2 separate regions of the Homo sapiens genome follow, and region 2 is linked to region 1. Evidence: chromatin contacts called from ENCODE Hi-C or POLR2A ChIA-PET data. All regions are on one chromosome and are shown on one strand. The core of a region is the stretch at or near the end of the contact, and the rest is flanking DNA. Distances in the headings are between cores, read along the strand shown.

The links. A loop is a pair of places that touch in the nucleus more often than their neighbours do. ChIA-PET counts read pairs that join two places held with the same protein, here RNA polymerase II (POLR2A). Pooled maps may share reads with other maps.
Region 2: a loop to region 1 is called in a map of endothelial cell of umbilical vein, with 7 times the contacts of the local background. The contact joins two enhancer-like sites. A Hi-C loop is called at or near these places in 7 of 168 maps with a recorded cell type or tissue (cardiac septum, endothelial cell of umbilical vein, heart left ventricle and 1 more) and 7 of 50 pooled maps. POLR2A ChIA-PET finds 5 or more read pairs at or near these places in 1 of 52 experiments (PC-9).

What each region holds. Positions count from the first base shown.
Region 1 is chr4:123,982,856-123,989,171 of GRCh38, reverse strand. No RefSeq gene overlaps it. Among named protein-coding and RNA genes, the nearest start is that of LINC01091, 340 kb to the right of the region's middle. Within about 2 kb of position 2,636, at least 14 of the 41 ENCODE cell types and tissues checked have a DNase peak (open chromatin) inside an H3K27ac peak, as active enhancers do; they include endothelial cell of umbilical vein and heart right ventricle, where a contact is called at or near this core.
Region 2 is chr4:124,057,364-124,063,679 of GRCh38, reverse strand. All of the region lies in intron 2 of LOC105377407 (a long non-coding RNA gene), which reads left to right. It also overlaps the pseudogene PPIAP76. Among named protein-coding and RNA genes, the nearest start is that of LINC01091, 410 kb to the right of the region's middle. Within about 2 kb of position 3,284, at least 16 of the 41 ENCODE cell types and tissues checked have a DNase peak (open chromatin) inside an H3K27ac peak, as active enhancers do; they include endothelial cell of umbilical vein and heart right ventricle, where a contact is called at or near this core.

The DNA.
Region 1 (6,316 bases), core at 1,387-3,886:
GTTGCAGTTTGTTTGCATACTAGGTTAGGTTGCAAGTCACATTACAAAAGCAGCTTTAGGCCAAATTTAGTTATTTAACAAGAGGGATGACTTGAATTTTCAAATTAGAAAGGCTCACTGAGTTCCAGGAAGGTCTCTGAAAAAAAAGACACATGTTAATATTGCATATATCCTGATAAAACCCTGAATTCCAAGGAAACATCGTAATACGCCTCCAAACATAAAGAAGTGGTTATTTACAAAGGAATACAGAAAATAATATTTCACATTGACCTTATCTGCAATACAGGAAATGAGAAGAGAATTGAACATTTGGCAGCATGAAAAAAAAAAAGATATGTATCAATATCCAAGGATTCAAAAATGTTTTTAAAACAGTATACTCCATTGGAGATAATTGCTAGATAAAGGATTCTAATCAAACAAAAATAATAATAAGTAGAACAGAAACCTCAATAAAGGAGAAAATAAGAGGAGAAATTATTGAGGGCACAGATTTTGAAATTAGGGACGACCCCATTTAACTAATTTGGGGCCACTGGGATATAAACAAATGAAATGTGTTCAACTTTTCTCTTAACTCTTTTTAGAGAAATGTGTTTGCCCTGGGCTTCATCTTTCATTCTGCTAGATGGCTATAAAATGGAAAAATTAGAGAAACTTTGAAAGTCTTATGTTGAGGATAAGAGAGTTGCTTCATAAGCCATGAGCTAATCATATCTGGACTATTACTTGAAAGATAACTAAACTATACTGTTTGATTCTCTGTATTTAATGTCTCCTTGAAACAGCAGCTTAGCTCAACTAATATACTATGCTGAAGCATATAAAATTGCTGATGTTCAATGTGTTAACCTTGGCAAAATGGCAATTTAAATTTCTGTATGTTAAACTTGAAAAGCTCCTGTATCTGTTCTGGTCTCACTGTTTTCTTCAAAGAGACTTTGAATGAGGCCCTACAGCATGAGGCCCTACATTATTCTTTCAATACAGGAGGATTTCTTTGTAAACAAGAAGTGAGTAAACAAAAATAATGGTGGAAAGGAGAAATAACACAGTCGATTATATTCCGTCAGAGGGTATAAGGAGGGTCGGGCTTTGAATATTCAGAGGACTTTGTTTTCTCATATTTGCTTCAAAAATAGGAGAAATTTTTTGCAGGTATCTTTGTGTTGTCTGTTCTTCCTTCTTGTTCTGCTCTTGTGGTTTTTTTCCCCTTTGTATGCTTTGATTATTTTTTCAAGGTGTTGGGGGTTACTTATTTGTAACCAATTTTGAAGCCTAAGGTTAAGGCAGATGCCTCCAAAAAACATTCACGTTTGTTTCTGCCAGGTACCTGGAAACACTACCAATCATTTAAATAATTAAAGAATTGCTGAAAATTAAATCACAGTTTACACTGCATGATAAATACAGATAGTGTTAATTGTTGTTATAAATCCATGAGACAGCTGGCAGTCATTACAACATCTCAGGAAGTTGTTTTTTCCTCTAGCTTGGCTCAGGGTTGAGGCCAATTTCTTTGCACTCTTCTGGGGTGAGACGGATGGGGATAGTTTAATTCCTGTTCACCTTTATCCTGAGGATATAGCTTTTTGCTACTTCAGCTTTCAGGGAAGAGCTGCTACTTGACTCCTCGCCCTGGGCAGACCCTGAGCCTTGACTTCAGAACTTTATGTTCTAGTGGAGACCTCAAAACTGAAGGTCAAGTTTACCGAGTTCAACAAAGGCTTTCAGGATAAAAATGGCTTCAGTAATTGCCTTACTGCTCCAGGTTCCCGCTTTTTGTTAGAAGTTGTCCTGTGAAGCCTTTTAATGTTCCCACTTATTTGGTGCTTTCAATAATTTTTTGAAAACTTTTACCCAGTATTTCTTATTTGTTTCCAATGGGAATGTTGATTCAGATCACCTAATCAGCTATATTACCAGAAATAAAAGTCATCAGTAAATGTAAAATAATTATTTTCAACTATTACATTTGCAAAAGTATTGTGGAAGTTAGAGATGGATGTCTCTGGCACATTGATGTTTACACCACTTCACCTGACCATGCCCCTCATTATTTTATTTATATCATCTGATTCACATGGAGACTCATGAGCCAACTTGAACATGTCCACAAGGTTCAAATAGTATTTTTGAAATTAAAATTCTTGGGTAAGCACTCAATGGCTCTTGATTTCCAGACATTTTATTGGATACTTGAACTCCTCTACTCTACATCAAGACATTTCTTTATTTCATATCAAACCAAACCTCCAAAATTTGTCTCAAATACTTTTTGATTGATGACTGAAATCTTTCAAAGACAGGAATTTGAAAAAACGCACAAAGTAATTATAACAGGAAGAACAATAAAATGAGAACACATCTCAAACTATAAGTACAAAGGAATGTAGATCCTGGTCTCAAAAATATGTAGTACAAAGTTAAAATATTAGTCAAAGATCAGGAATGCAAAACAGTCTTGTTGTTTCTGTGAGTACAATGTGAAAGTTATAGTCTTTGCACAGCCTTTTTCTTTCCTTTTTCATTAGTTCTTACTTTGAGAGAATGTACAAAAGAAATTCTTTGCTCATGATGTCTACTTCATGGACTGTTAAGAGCATTGGCATCACAGAGGCAAAACGTACTATAAAACATTCCTTTGTATTTTACATAGTTCCATGGGAAGGAACTTATGCAAATTATAGTCACAGACAAAACATATCCTGGTGACATCATGATTTCACTGAAAACTTTCCAACACTAAAAAAAAAACATTGTTTTTTTTCCATCATTACCATCCCCACCAGTGGCAACAGGCACATCCAGCTGTTGTTTGTACAGAGAGAAGGCTGTTGAAGCCCCGCCCTATTTTTGCTGGTCTCATCCTTCAGCATATTTTCAGAATGCTAAAATTATTTCCTCATGTTATGACCAAGGCTGGAGTTCTTTGTTCTATAACTTCTTTCTGATTAAGATTTTTCAAGAAGTTATTAAGAATAATAAACAAATAATTCAGAGCAAATATTAAGGAATACACATATCCTTGCTTGCCATCCTGACAAAATACTAATCAGCTGCAAGCTGTTATAAAAATGAATACATAATTAAAATCATAAGCCAAATAAATTAAAGCCAATAAGAATTTCATCATAATAACCTATATCAAATTCAAAACAAGATTTTTAACTGATTTTGGTAGGAAAACCAAAAATGTCACACTTCCTAGCTTCATCATTGTGGTTTTAAGCAGAAATTATTTTGGCCAGGCAGGTTAAATATAGTGAATGCAATTATTATTTTCTTCTTAGAGGAAAATATTGGCACCAGTGCCATCATTATTATAGTGCCTAGTAACAAAATCTTCACCACTTCTGCCAAAAACACTGAAGAAAGGTAATGGAAATGCAGAAAAGTGTTTTCTGAATATATATAGGGCTGGTATTTGGCACTATACCCTCCAGGCACAGAAAGTTTCTGCGATCCCTAAAGCAGGAGACACAAGTGCCTAATATAGTGTTGGGTAATATTGTTTTACCATATATCTTGTCACATGGATAAATCATTCACCCTTAATTTGAATATGTAGGATTATTGGAGAAAAAGATTGCTATGTTATCTCATAGTCATCTTTTTGCATAGTCAAAATCTCTATCTGAAAATAACCATGAGTCTGATGCCAAAATATATTTTTCACTAGACATGTATTATATAGCAATTAATTGGGCTAAAATTCAGAAGGTGAATTTCTATTCCAAGCCTCTTAATTTGCTAATTTCTTTAAATAACCATCACAGTGATAACTTAGTAACAATGTGTTGAAGCTGAGTTAGAAGACTCAGCTTCAGGCGGAAATACTAAAATATAAAATAAATAAAAGCAGGGCTTAATCCCTGGTGTTCCTTTGGGCCTTGGGTCAATTTTCTTAACTTCTATTTGGCTTCTTTTTCTGTAAAATTAGAGAATTAGACTTAATATGGTGGCTTTCCAATTCTTTTGGAGCAACCACCCTTCGAAGTGCCCTGACAGAAATGCTCCAACAGCAGAGCTGCTGTGTTTGAAGGGGAGTGGCTATCAAAGCCCCGCTGTGGGCCCTGCTTCCCTGCAGCAGCTGCTGATGATGCTCCTGAGCACAGTTTGATAAACAATGTGCTAGGCAACGAAAAGACTCTGGACCCATTTATAATTTTACAAGCAGAAAAGAAGTAAGGAAGGGAGGGGGGAGGTAGAGAAATAAAAAAAAAAAAAAAGATGTCAAATTTGTGCTTATCTCAAAGTTTAAAATACTTTCTTAAATTTACTCATTCCAATATTTTGAAACAATGGTTGAAATTTTTTCACTGCCATTTTTTCCAAGTTATTTTCTCATAAAATAGAGCTGGAAAGCTTTTATTTTCTCTGTGCTGTAAGTATTTTCATTATATCTATCCCAGGGAGGCAGTTGTGGTAACACTACTTGGTGCAAGCCAACATCTTTTTCTCCCTCTTTCTTTCTAGCAAAGCTGATTTTTTTCAGCATGGTTATGTGCCCAGTTCAAACTAATCACTTCCCCAGGTACTTCAGCACGTTGAGATAGTCTCGAGGCAGATTTATGGCCAATCAGATGAAAGCAGAAGACTACTAGATGAAGTCTCTGGAAAGCTATTGTTTGCTTAATTTTTGAAAAGATTCATTTTTGTTGTTGTTGTTAATTTGTTGAGTGAATTGTTGGCATAAATCCTTTGCCCTTCATCCTTCCTACTTATTTCTGGATGGACTATGGGCATGATTCCAGAAGCAGAAGAAAATATTTATTTGCATATACAACATACATACCTACATATTTGCATATACAACATACTCAATGATGAGTAACTTAGAAGGATGGTTAGAATTAGGGGTTTATGTACCTAACCTAGTAGGAAAAAGGAGGGGGGAAAGGCTTCTATGGTTTCTTTAGTTAAGACAAATGGGTTTTTTATATTTTACTGATTTAGATTTGCTTCCTGGCATCACTATTCTTTTTATATACACCATCATTATAACACATACAATATTGCTTTTGAGCCAAAAAAAAAAAAGTTGGAATTTAGCAGCTTTGAAAAACTGGGTAAGAAAATGGAAGAGTTAGGGAAAGAGACAGGGTGTTATCTCTCTCTTATCCACTTGACATTGGCTTCCTTGGAAAGAAAGTATAGATATAGAAAGTCAATAACTGACTCTGTAAAGCAACCATTGGATTTCTGGACAATGCTTTTACAAACTTGGGCAGTGAGTTCCTAGCTAGGAATCATAATCATCTCATAAGACCTATGAAGATCATGTTGGACTGAGGAAACTTCAACCTACCTGAACTCAAAGCTTTAAATTAAATTTAAAAAGAAAGAAGTTAACTTATAGGTGTGAAATAAAGTGAATAAAGTGAAGGACATATAATAATTCTCAAAAGAAAATAATATGAAATAATACAAAATAACTATATGTGTTTTTGGTTGATATACCAATGTAAAGTGTATTGATAAGAAGAAAAAAAACCTTGATATTTTAATGTAAAGTATTAAATACAATGAATTTGGTGATAACAATCAGATCATATTTCTCTAAAATATTTAGAGACTAGAATATTTTTCTGAAAGACTATACTTTTTTTAAATAAACAAATTGGATTGAAAGAGTAGGAAGAAGTACTCTATGTCTAGAAAACATACAATTGAGTGGATATCCACACCATAGAAAACATTTGGGTGATAATTTTTAAAAGTGAAATTTTTATTAGCATATATCCTGTCCAATCAGATTGACAACTATGGATAATGCAGAATTTTCACAGAGACAAGATAATTTAGGAACTTAAATACTGAAACCTCTGCCAAAAGTCTCATTCTGCTCTCAGGAAAGCATGAGATATACTTAATGTTGTTGATGTTTTCAGTATAAAGATACTCAGAAACTCGTGTGATACCAAGTCAACCATAAGAAAATCTGGTGAATTATTTCCAGTTTTTTAATATTACTGATACAGACAGGAGGCAAGGAAACACTAGGTAGAGAGGGCGGTTCCCCAGCAAAGCCCCCACCCTCAAGCCTGGAAACTGTGGCCCTAAATGAGAACAGTTATTCCTGTTTTCGTGCCCAAATGTTGCTTTTTTCATAATCACCCTGGCCCATCACGCCCCTGCATCCTGTACCCTCAGAAACCCCAAAGTCCACTGGCAGAGGAGCAGAGTTGTGCAGTAGAGGAGAGAAGGGAAGAAACATCTGAATGTTGAAGAGGCAGCTGGACTGCTGGAGAGGAGTTTGACTGGGGACAGCTGAACTACAGGGGAGGATAATCTTCCCACTCCATCCCTT
Region 2 (6,316 bases), core at 2,035-4,534, 74 kb before region 1:
CTACTGGTTAGGTGAGAACCACTAAGTTTCACTGTGTGTAAAGGCACACGGGGCTGATACCCAGCAAGGGCAGAGACCTTCAAGCCTGGTATCCTTCCAAGGCTATGTTTTCCCAGAGAAATGCCTCCCAGGCTGCAGACCCAACATCTTTGAGGCTCTATGCCCTGAAAAGGAGCCCTGAAGTCATCTAAGGTTTCCCAGCTCTAAAAGTTTTCCTCTTTGGATTAGGCCCTTCACCTAAATTTAGTGCTGGACCATTCATAAACTTTCTCTCTATTATATTCTCTACTTGTAAATTCCTCAGTATGCAGTCATTTGTTGATTAAATAAATGTTTAAATAATGTTATAACACTGTGATAGACTCTGAATGTTTACCTTTCATATGAACATTGGAGCCTCATTTAAATATACCTGATGGCTATAATTTAATGTATTTCATACTTCAGGAACTTGGTGAACAGACTGTTCAATAGATCTTCTTTTTTGTTATTTAGTTTTTGTTTCAGAATTATAAACTTAATTCTGCAATCCAGCTAAGCATGGAAGGGAATAAGGAAAATATGGAAGCCAAAGGGACTGCAGTGAGAGCACAAAGATTCTAGGACCCTGCGAGCAAATGAGGTGGAGGGGCGCTCTCCTGAGTTGTAGAAATAATGATTTGGTGGTTAAGATAAAACACAAGTCAAATTTATTAGAGTTGTCCACAGTCAGCAATGGCGATCTTCTTGCTGGTCTTGCCATTCCTAGACTCAGAGCGCTCCATGGCCTCCACAATATTCATGCAATCTTTCACCTTGCTAACGACCACATGCTTGCCATCCAACCACTCTGTCTTGGCAGTGCAGATGAAGAACTGGGAATCATTTGTGTTGGGTACAGAATTTGCTGTGGACAAGATGCTAGACCTGTATGCGTCAAGTTGAAGTCCTCATCAAATATCTCCCCATAGATGGACCTGCCACCAGTGCTATTATGGCATGTGAACTCACTACCCTGACACATAAACCCTGGAATAATTCTTCAAAAGCAGGAACCCTTATAACAAATCCTTTCTCTCCAGTGCTCAGAGCACTACATATTTCTGCTGTCTTTGGAATTATTTCTGCAAACAGCCCGAAGGAGTTGGGGCCCAAGGGCTCACCAGGGATGGCAATGTAGAAGAATACGGTGGGGTTGACCATGGCTGGTAACAGGGGACTCTGGTTGGCCAGTGGCATCGGTAAAGCCTAGATTCTTCAATAAATCTTACATTTTAAACACAATACTACTATTTTAGAAGTACAGATGGTCACTGACTTACAATAGTTACTATTTTTCAACTTTATAATGGTGAAAAAGCAAAATGCTTTCAGCAGAAACTGTATGTTGAGTACTTATACAACCATTCTGTTTTTCACTTTCAGTATAGCATTCAATAAATTACATGAGATATCCAACAGTTTATTATAAAATAGGCTTTGTGTTAGATAATTTTGTCTAACTACAGGTTAATGTAAGTTTTCTGAGCTCATTTAAGCTAGGCTAGGCTAAGTTATGATGCTCAGTAGGTTTGGTGTATTAAGTGCATTTTTGGCTTAAAGATAGAGACTTAACCCCATCAAGTAAAGGGGCATCTGTATACAAAATCAATTTTATAAAAAGTATCATGAAAGAGTAATATAGCAAAGACATAGCTTATTTTTTTTTTCAGAAAATGAAGAGATTCTATTTTAACAGTCCTGAAGATCTAATTGTTAAAGTATTCTTCATAGCTTCCCCTTACTGAATCAGAACACCAATATTCATCGCTGTTTAAAAGAGTCAAATCTGTTTTAAACAAGTTAACAAGTATTAAAGGAAACATGCATATTATTTTATATTATTTTATACAATTTGCAAGTATACAGATATTCTTATGTGGGAAATACAGCTACCACATGCCCTGCTTGTATATCAGATAGAGCTCAGAATAGTTAAAAATTCTGGTAAGTTCACTACAGTTCAAATGAAAAGGTCTAAGAGTCTTATCCAAGCAGCTGTGGTTCCTATTTGAATTTTAGCCTAGATTATTAAAACCTCAAACCACAAAATCCCCCTAGGAAATCTTGCATAAGCATTGTTCTTATTGAAAAAGCCTGGGATCAGAAAGGAAACAAGAGGTTTATGCTTTAGTTGGCTTTAAAACATCAAAAAACAAGTGGTCAATTCTCCTTCAGATGTGTGTTCATAACCCCTTTTAGAGGCAATGAAAATTATATGTGTGGATTTGGGGAGAATACCCCCAAGTAAGCAAATTAAGAAATGCCAAGAACAACCAAAGATTTTGCTTCAAAAAAATTGGCTTAAACCACAGTTATTTAAAAAAATAATTTTATGCAATATGTCAAGTAAATATATTCATCTGTGATAGAATTTCTGTGACCAATTTGCAGGAAATATTTTTAAAATACCTTAACCATATTTCTTTTCTGATTTTGACTAGAAAAAATACAGTTGCTAACCTATTTTTTCAAAAGCCATTGTTTATGTTTCTCTGAATGAAGCAAATATCTCATAATTCAAAAACTGGTTATTTTTCTACCAGGGCCTGATGGGTACATTTTCAATTTGCTGCTAATGACAGAGCATGTAAAATAGCCTTTTTGTGGAAAGAGCTTCTGAAACGGTAATGTTTTAGATATAGATTTTTATCACCATGAGAGGAGGTAATATTCTTGAATATCACTAAGAATGCATCTGATAGACAGTATTAATTTAGCAGAGGACGTAAGGAAGGGAGGAATGGACAGGGGAGTCATTATTTTTGAGGAAGTGGGTAGGGAGTTCTGCCGAAAATACTCCTCACTGTATCCAAACCACAAAGGTTTACTAAACAGAAATTTAAATCAAAAGGCAAACAGGATGTTCATCTGGGACACATATTTGGACACATACTTTTAATACCACATAAAAGCTGCACCAGCCAGATGTGAAAGCAATGAAATTTAAACAAAAAAGCAAACAATAAAGTAAGAAGTGAAATTGGATGATAGCCCTCAACATAGAGCACTTCCTCAGTGAAGTGACTGGATCACAGACGGTGCAATTGACTCTGAGGAAGAGGTGGGGCAGGTTCTGCAGGCCTGTGTTTTCTCACAATGGAAGAAGTAAAATAGCAATCTGGTTTCAGGAAACAGTGAGCTTTGGCAGCCTCTGCTTTCTGGTTTCTTACATTATCTATTTTAGACTGAAGTGGAAACTTATTAAAGCCAGCACTTTAATATCAGATCAGCTGCAGGAAGGAAAACAGAGAAAAAAGTGTTGGTACATATTGTACCCTGAACATCATGAAGCAAGAAATGAATAACAATTTCTATGAGCTATCTAAGGCTAGTCATTCTATCACAAATACAGAATGATAATGTCATGACTACTCAGAACACTTAAGAATTTGGAACTAGCAAAGTCTTGTTAAGACAAGAAAAATAGGAGAGGTGATAGTAACATGAAACTGTTGTATTTTTCACACAGTTGGAAGAGAAATTTTTAGGGTATCATTTATTTATTTCCAATATTCTTAATTTTAATATTTTAAAACTACAAATGAGAGGTAGTTAGGCAGCTATAAAAGTCATTACTTCAGTTTCATGTGTCCTAAAATAGCAAATTTTGAGCATTTAAATTCTCCATACTTTTTTTAAGTAAATAAAATTCTCATAGTCCCAAGCCCAATGTAACAGTCTCTGGGTCTCTTCTCCAAGTTGTGATCAACCCTGACAGATTCTATCTACCAAATTTCCAAATAAGGTGTCTGTTACATCTGAATTTTTATATTGAACATAACAGTCTAAAATATGTATAGGCCATTTTTAATTTTTCCCTCTGATAAGTTTTGGAAATCAGGAATTAAAACTACTAAGTGTTTGATTGCTTCAACATTTCTTTTCTTTAAGCTTTATTCTGCTATATTCTTAAACTTAAGTTGAAAAATTCTTAAAGTAAATGTTAGAAGTTATTTTTTTATATTGACCCAATCAGATGTTTAATATCCTGTGAAAGGAAGAAATATGTTTGGGAAAGGATCAATATAAGACATAATTATTTTAGAGAAGCTGATTATTGATATTCAGTGTTAAATAATATTAGAAGTAATTGAAGTTTGCATTATTTCTCTAAAAATTATTGCTTGTTTTGTATAACTTTTATTTATTTTTGACATATTTTTGCTTTTCTAAATAAAATAGAGATTGAGCTGCCATGGTTTGTAAAACAACCATAACCATAAAGTACTTTAAAACAGAGCAGTGAATGAATACTGATTTAAACCCAAGATAAACATGGTTGCATTTTCCTTTATTTTCCATTTCATTAAAATGAATATATAACATTGCTATTCATTTTCATTCATTCAGTTGATTTATCATGTATTTTTCTCATAACAATTTGTTGGTCATTTTTTGGAACCCAAATTATTTAAGATATCATAGGTTTTATTTTCCTTTAATGCTTTTAAGCTTTGCCTTTCAAAAGTTAATGTATTTATTTGTTCTCAAAATTCAGAAGTTTATAGCAAGTCTTGTCATATTAAACAGGTTGAAGAGGCACCTGCAGTCATTTTATACTGATGCATAACATATTGCCACAAACTTAGCAAGTTTTAAAACATCACGTATTATCTTAAAGTCACTGTGGATCATTAAGTACAGGCTCACTTTTACTGTATCATTGGCTCAAACTCACAAGGATGAGAAAATTAAGGTGAGTGCCAGGCTACATTCCTTTCTGAAGCTAAGGGTCTATTCCAAGCTCACATGAGTACTGGAAGAAATCAACTCCTTGTGGTTGTACGACTGACTTCACCATTTTCTTGCTGGCTAGAAACTGGGGCTACTCTCAGCTTCCAGACCACCAAGGTTCCCTGTCAGGTGATGCTCTCACAGGCCCTCTCATAACATGGCATATTAGTTTTTCAAAGCCAGCAAGGGAGACACTCTGGCTCTAGTCTGCTAAAAGAAGTCTTATAAAGCATAGTACAAACATGGGAGTGATATCCTATCACCTTTGCCATATTCTTTTGACAAAAAAACAAATCATAGGCCCTTCCCTCACTCAAAGGGAAGAAATTACATGAGGCATAACACCAGGATGGAGATCATCAGGGCATGTTTTCAAATCCTGTCTATGTCATATAGTAATCTCCATAGGTTTACTAATTTTAAAAGACATGCTTATGAGAAAATATTTTAGACATTCAAAATATTACTATAAATCTGGGAGATGTTTACTTTCCTTTACACATGGAAGTTATTTGTATCTTAATTTTAATTTGATATTATTCAATATAATTAACTACATGGCACATTTAAAGAATGAAAAACACAGATACAATTTGGCTCCCTATAAAATCAAAATGCCACACTCAAAAATTTGCTTCAAATCATTTATTACATTTCATAATAAGATACTTTTGCTATAAAATAATATATTATAGCTTTCCTCCTTTGTACTATTTTGAAATTCACTTCTTTGTAGCATTTTGTTTAAAAAGATTGAGACTTTTCTAATTTCTTTTTCCATTTCTCCTTTCAACAAATATATATTGAGTCTCCTCTACATTTTATGCTTTTTATTAAGTCCTGAGAATGTAAACTAAAGAACAGTGAAGAGTTGTTACACGTCTGCTAATTACTAGCAGTTTAACATTCAACAAATTGCTTAACCCCTCGGAACCTTAGTTTACTCAACTTTCAAATAAATATATATATCTCTCTCTGATGTCATTTAATTTGGTAAAATAATATTTAGTTTCTACAATAGTCCAGTCATCATGGAAGTCCTGAATATCCTGAGATAAAAGATATAGCAAATGCCTTTTGAAAGTCTGTTTAGTGAGTAAGACAGAGTTAACACTGTTACCACTAGGAAGAACACAAAAAAAGACATGGGAAGAGGTAAAATCTGAGATGAATTTTGATGGATCAGTTAAAGTAAGCCAATGGTGTTAGATGAATTTAATAGTAAACACAAACAGGTGCATGAGATAGCATGTGTATTAGGGGAACTGCAAATAAATAAGTTAGATGAAATGTGGTATGTAGACACAGAGTTGTATGGTAATAAAGTATCTAGATAAGCACAGGCCAGATCACACAGGTCTGGCTGAGAAGCTCACACTGAACCCTGAAAGTAATGAGACACATAAAGATGTTAAGCGAGGAGTAAAACAATTACCTTTATGCTTTGGAAAGCTTACTGTGCATGATGTAGGAAACGTAGAAAGGAAACCCCATGCAGATGAATTAGGAAGGCTATTGCAGGAAGCAGGACAAAGGGATAAAAACAGGGCTGGTAGAGATG